2 separate regions of the Homo sapiens genome follow, and region 2 is linked to region 1. Evidence: chromatin loops called from intact Hi-C (ENCODE). Cell type or tissue: prostate gland. All regions are shown on one strand.

The links. A loop is a pair of places that touch in the nucleus more often than their neighbours do. Peaks named below come from ENCODE experiments on the same cell type or tissue, not always from the same donor. Only the 100,000 strongest peaks of a DNase experiment are listed, where the experiment ranks them.
Region 2: it touches region 1 in a loop (2.9-fold over the local background); 2 of 110 quality-filtered maps call a loop at or near these places.

Annotation. Positions count from the first base shown.
Region 1 is chr7:2,573,990-2,576,489 of GRCh38, forward strand. The region is part of intron 6 of IQCE (IQ motif containing E); the gene reads left to right. Among named protein-coding and RNA genes, the nearest start is that of IQCE, 16 kb to the left of the region's middle. In prostate gland, no CTCF peak of the experiment used is centred here; no DNase peak of the experiment used is centred here.
Region 2 is chr7:2,859,677-2,862,176 of GRCh38, forward strand. No RefSeq gene overlaps it. Among named protein-coding and RNA genes, the nearest start is that of GNA12, 17 kb to the left of the region's middle. In prostate gland, no CTCF peak of the experiment used is centred here; a DNase peak (open chromatin) is centred at 1,235; H3K27ac peaks cover 527 bases.

The DNA of each region.
Region 1 (2,500 bases):
AGTAGCAGAACCAAGATTCAAGGTCACCTGCCTCCCAAGGCCAAGACTCTGTACTTCCCCATGGCCCCTCCCATTTATGAAAGCATGAACTGCATTGAGCTGTATCGTCATTGTCACTGCCACCAGCACCGTGACCATCACACTGGCTTTCAGTATCCGTAAATGTTTGCCCCTGGAGAAATCATCTGCGTTCATTTCCTTCCATAATTTTAGTCTGTTTATACAGCTACTGTCTCCACCAGTTGATGTGTGTCTGAGACACTGCGTTCAGTTGGGGCACCAGAGGGCAATAGGGCATTGGCAGCCTCGTCCCCAGAGCACGGAAGAGGATCTGGAAGCCGTTTCCATTGGGGAGCTGGGAAGAAACTGGGGAACCTGGTGTAGACCATTATACAAAAGACAGCGCCTTCTCTGTTGGCCAGAGAGAACAGTCAGACTTGAGGCTGTGTGAGAAGAACGCTCTAACCACGAGAGCTGTCTGACAGAGGCTGCGCTGCTGAGGAGCAAGTGCGCACCCTGGCCATGGAGATTTTGAGCACAGGTGGCAGCTGTGTGTCGGGGATGTTACAGAGGGGATCCTCATTCCGGTTGGAAGACTGCGCTGAATGAACTCAGTGTGGATTGGGGGGATTATCTCGTTTGGGATTTTCTCAGTCTCTTGAATCTATAGGTTTGTCTTTTGTTAAATCTGGGACATTTTCAGTCATCAAGTCTTGAGTTGTTTTTTCAGCCTTGCCCTCTTTGGTTACGGCTGCTCAGGTCCCTTGTCTCTGTTCAGTGTTTTCCCCTCCGTCTTCCCTCGTGAAGATCGGGTAGCTTCACTATTCTGTCCTCGAGCTCACGGATGCTTTCTGCTGGCCTCTGCATCCTGCAGTTGAGCCCGTTGTTTGTTGGGTGTAACCTTACTGTCTCGGTTCAGTTCTGAAATCTCTGTGCGGCTCCTTCTGTCTTGGTCTTCGCTGAGACGCCCACCCTGTGCCTCTTCACTTGTTTCAAGCGTGCCTGTCATTGGTCACTGGCGCATCTTTGTGGCGGCTGCCCTAAGTCTGTGGCGGGATTCCAATGTCCAGGCCATCTCAGTGTTGACATTATGGCTTGTTTTTCTTCATTCAGGTTGAGCTATTCTTGGTTCTTAGTATAAAAAGTGATTTCCTTGAAACCAGGACGCTCTGAGTGTTTCATCGCGAGACTCTGACTCTTGCTCAATCCTGTGTTGTGGCAGGCCTCCTTTCACGCTGCCCTGTAGGTCAAGGGGGTACCACCTCGTTATCACCCGCGAGGGTGGAGGTCCAGTTCCCACTCAGCCATCATCGACACCTGCACCGGGAGGGGCTCCTCATTCCCACTGGGCAGGGTGGGAGTTCAGGCCCCTCACTCAGCCTCTGCTGATGCCGCCCTAGCTAGGAGGGAAGGTGCTGACACCGCCCTAGCTGGGAGGGAAGGGCCACCTGTACTGCTCCTGCTCAGCCTTTGCTGATGCAGGGATGGCCTTGTTGCCGCCAGGTAATGATGGTCCCGACTCTGCCCGACCTCCTCTGGAGCCCCACCAGTGCGGGAGGGGAGGGTACTGGGTGCAGCCGGGCAAGGGTGAGTGTCTGGGCTCCCCACACAGCCTGTGCTGTGGGGAGGACTGTGGTGTTTTCCGTGGTCTGCCTGGGGTAGAGCGGTTCCTGCCTGTCGGTTTCTGCCTTGTCGGTCTGCTCCTCTCCCTGACCTCTGGCTGGAGAGAAGAGGCTTTGCGTGGGTTTTTATGGTCTGCACCCATTGGCTTTTTTAGGCAGTTGGTTTCTCCAGCATCCAGCTCAGATGAGGCAGAAAGAAAACTGAAGGAGCTCCCTGCCGTGTCGATCGCTGGCCCCCCGGCTCCCGGCCCATCCGCCTCCTTCTCCACCTTTCCAGTCTTAGGTTGCATTACACATGGAGCGCAGGTGTTGAGTGGTACTGACAGGAGGAATTGGGAGGAGTGAATCTGCTTCACGCTCTTGGAAGCGGCAGTCCCGTTACTAGAGCTCCCATCTTCCTTGACTGCTGGGCCTTCGCTAATTTACTTCACAAGCTGAGTACCGGCTTGCTATCATGCCTCCTGAATCTGTGGGTTTGTCTGCAACGATCTTGCCAGCTGTGGATGTGGCTGAAGTGCCGAGCCGCCCCCGCGGGGTGTGCATTCCAGATTGTCTTTTGCTCAGAGGTCCAGTCTCTGGAATACCACAGTCTTTTGCAAGGAGAAGGCCGTGTATGAGGATGGCTGGTGGTTAGATGCAGGCTGAGGCTGGGAGCTGGTGAGCTGCGGCACAGCCCAGCCTACACGCTGTTTCTTTCCTGGACTTTACCACGAAAATAGTAGGAAGAACATAATTTCAAAGTACAGGATAGTTGTAGAGATTGAATAAACTTAGTTTTGTGAGAAATCCACTACAGAGTCTTTTTTTTTCTTTTTTTTTGAGACAGAGTCTCACTCTCGTCTAGGCTGGAGTGTAGTGGTGCAGTCTTGGCTTACTGC
Region 2 (2,500 bases), 290 kb after region 1:
TTCTGCCTCAGCACCCCCAAGTAGCTGGGATTACAGGTGCCTGCCACCACCACATCCGGCTAATTTTTGTACTTTTAGTAGAGATAGGGGTTTCATCATATGGGCCAGGCTGGTCTCGAACTCCTGACCTCAGGGGATCTGCCTGCCTCAGCCTCCCAAAGTGCTGGGATTACAGGCATGAGCCACTGGGCCCGACCGAGCGTGTGATTTTGAGCGAGAGGTTTCACGTCACTGCGTCATTTGTATCTCGTGTCATATGAAGATCATGATAGTGATAATAATTAACATTTTTTGAGAGCCGACTTTGTGCCGGGCACTCTCCTTAGGACTTTATGTGTATTATCTCCTTGGATCTTGATTTTAGTCCTATTGTGCTATTGTACATACTCTTATTGTTCCCACTTTACAGATAAGGAAAAGCGAGGCCCAGTGAGGTTAAGGAATTTGCTTAGGATCACACAGCCAGTTACAGGCAGAGCCAGGATTCAAAGACAGACAGGTGGCCCTGAGCCCATGCTCTGAACTGTGACACTCTGTGCCACATGGGAGTGGTATGAGTAAGGATCAGCCCGGTGGTGACGAAGGAGGGAGCTGCCTTTCATGGCTTTTTTTTTTTTGAGACAGAGTCTTGCTCTGTTGCCCAGGCTGGAGTGCAGTGGCGGGATCTTGGCTCACCACAACCTCCACCTCCCAGGTTCGAGCAATTCTCCTGCCCCAGCCTCCCAAGTAGCTGTGATTTCAGGTGCCCCCCTCTACCACTCCTGGCTAATTTTTTTGTATTTTTAGTAGAGACAGGGTTTTACCATGTTGCCCAGACCTCAAATGATACGCCGGCCTCGGCCTCCCAAAGTGCTGGCATTACAGATGTGAGCCACCGCGCCCGGCCCTTTTCATGGCTTTTAACACCCAAGACTTATTTCTGGTTTGGGGACTCTCTTCCATATCATCTCACCCCAGGATCCAGGCTGACGCAGCAGCCACTGTCTTGAACGTTGTTGGCCACTGAGCCAAGAGAAAGAAAGAGCTTGGGAAAGTTTTGTGCTGACAGGTGCACGGCCTGCAAGTGACACACGAGTTCTGCACACAGCGTACTGGACAGAACGGTGCTGAGGAGTTGCGTGTGTCTGCTTGGCTAAGATCCTAATCAATTATTTAATCACACATGAATGGAGGCATTGTGGTGAAGGTGCCTGGGAGGCGTGGTTAATATCCGCAACCACTTGTCTTTATGTAAAGGACGTCGCCCTCAATAACGTGGGTGAGCCTCATCTGATTTGTTGTTCCTTGAGAGCAAACACTGAGGCTTCCTGGAGAAGAAATTTTTCCTCTAGACTCAAGACTGTGGCACCAGCTCCTGCCTGGGTGTCTAGCTTGCCAGCCTGCCCTGCAGACTACAGACTGGCCTGCCCCCAAGATTGTGTGAGCCAATTTATTAAAATAAAACCCGGCTGGGCGTGGTGGCTCATACCTGTAATCCCAGGCCTCCCACTTTGGGAGGCCAAGGTGGGCGGATCACCTGAGATCAGGAGTTCAAGACCAGCCTGGCCAACATGGTGAAGCCCCGTCTCTACTAAAAAAAAAAAAAAAAAATAAATAAATACAAAAATTAATCGGGCATGGTGGCGGGTGCCTGTAATCCCAGCTACTCGGAGGCTAAGACAGCAGAATCGCTTGAACCCAGGAGGCAGAGGTTGCAGTGAGCCGAGATCACGCCACTGCACTCTAGCCTGGACAACAAAGAATGAAACTCTGTCTCAAAAAAAAAAAAATCCCGTTACCAGTGTATGTATATAATATCATTAATATATTTGGTATTATATTATGTTATAGAATAACTATAAATATATTACAGTTGTCTCATAGTATTTATGGGGACTTGGTTCCAGAATCCCCCATGGGTACCAAAATCCCTGGATGCTCAAGTCCCTAATATAAAATGGTGTAGTATTTGCATATAACCTACGCACATCCTTCTGTACACTTTAGATAATCTCTAGATTACTTGTAATACCTAATTCAATGTAAATGCTGTTCCAGACCAGCCTGGGCAACATAGTGAGACCCCATCTCCACTAAAGAAAAATTTACAAAAAAAAAAAAAAGATAATGGCCGGGTGTGGTGGCTTACCCCTGTAATTCCAGCACTGTGGGAGGTCGAGGCAGGCAGAGCACTTGAGGTCAGGAGTTTGAGACCAGCCTGGCCAACATGGCGAAACTCTGTCTCTAATAAAAATACAAAATAATTAGCCAAGCGTGGAGGCATGTGCCATCACAGAGTGATACCCTGTCTTAAAAAAAAAAAAAAAGAAAGAAAAAGAAAAATTGAGCCAGCCACGGTGGTGCTCACCTGTAATCCCAGCTACTTGGGAGGCTGAGGTGGGAGGATCACTTGAACCTGGGAGGCGGAGGCTGCAATGAGCTGAGATCGCACCAATGTACTCCAGTCTGGGCAACAGAGCAACGCTTGGTCTCGAAAATAAATAAATCAATAAATATAGTT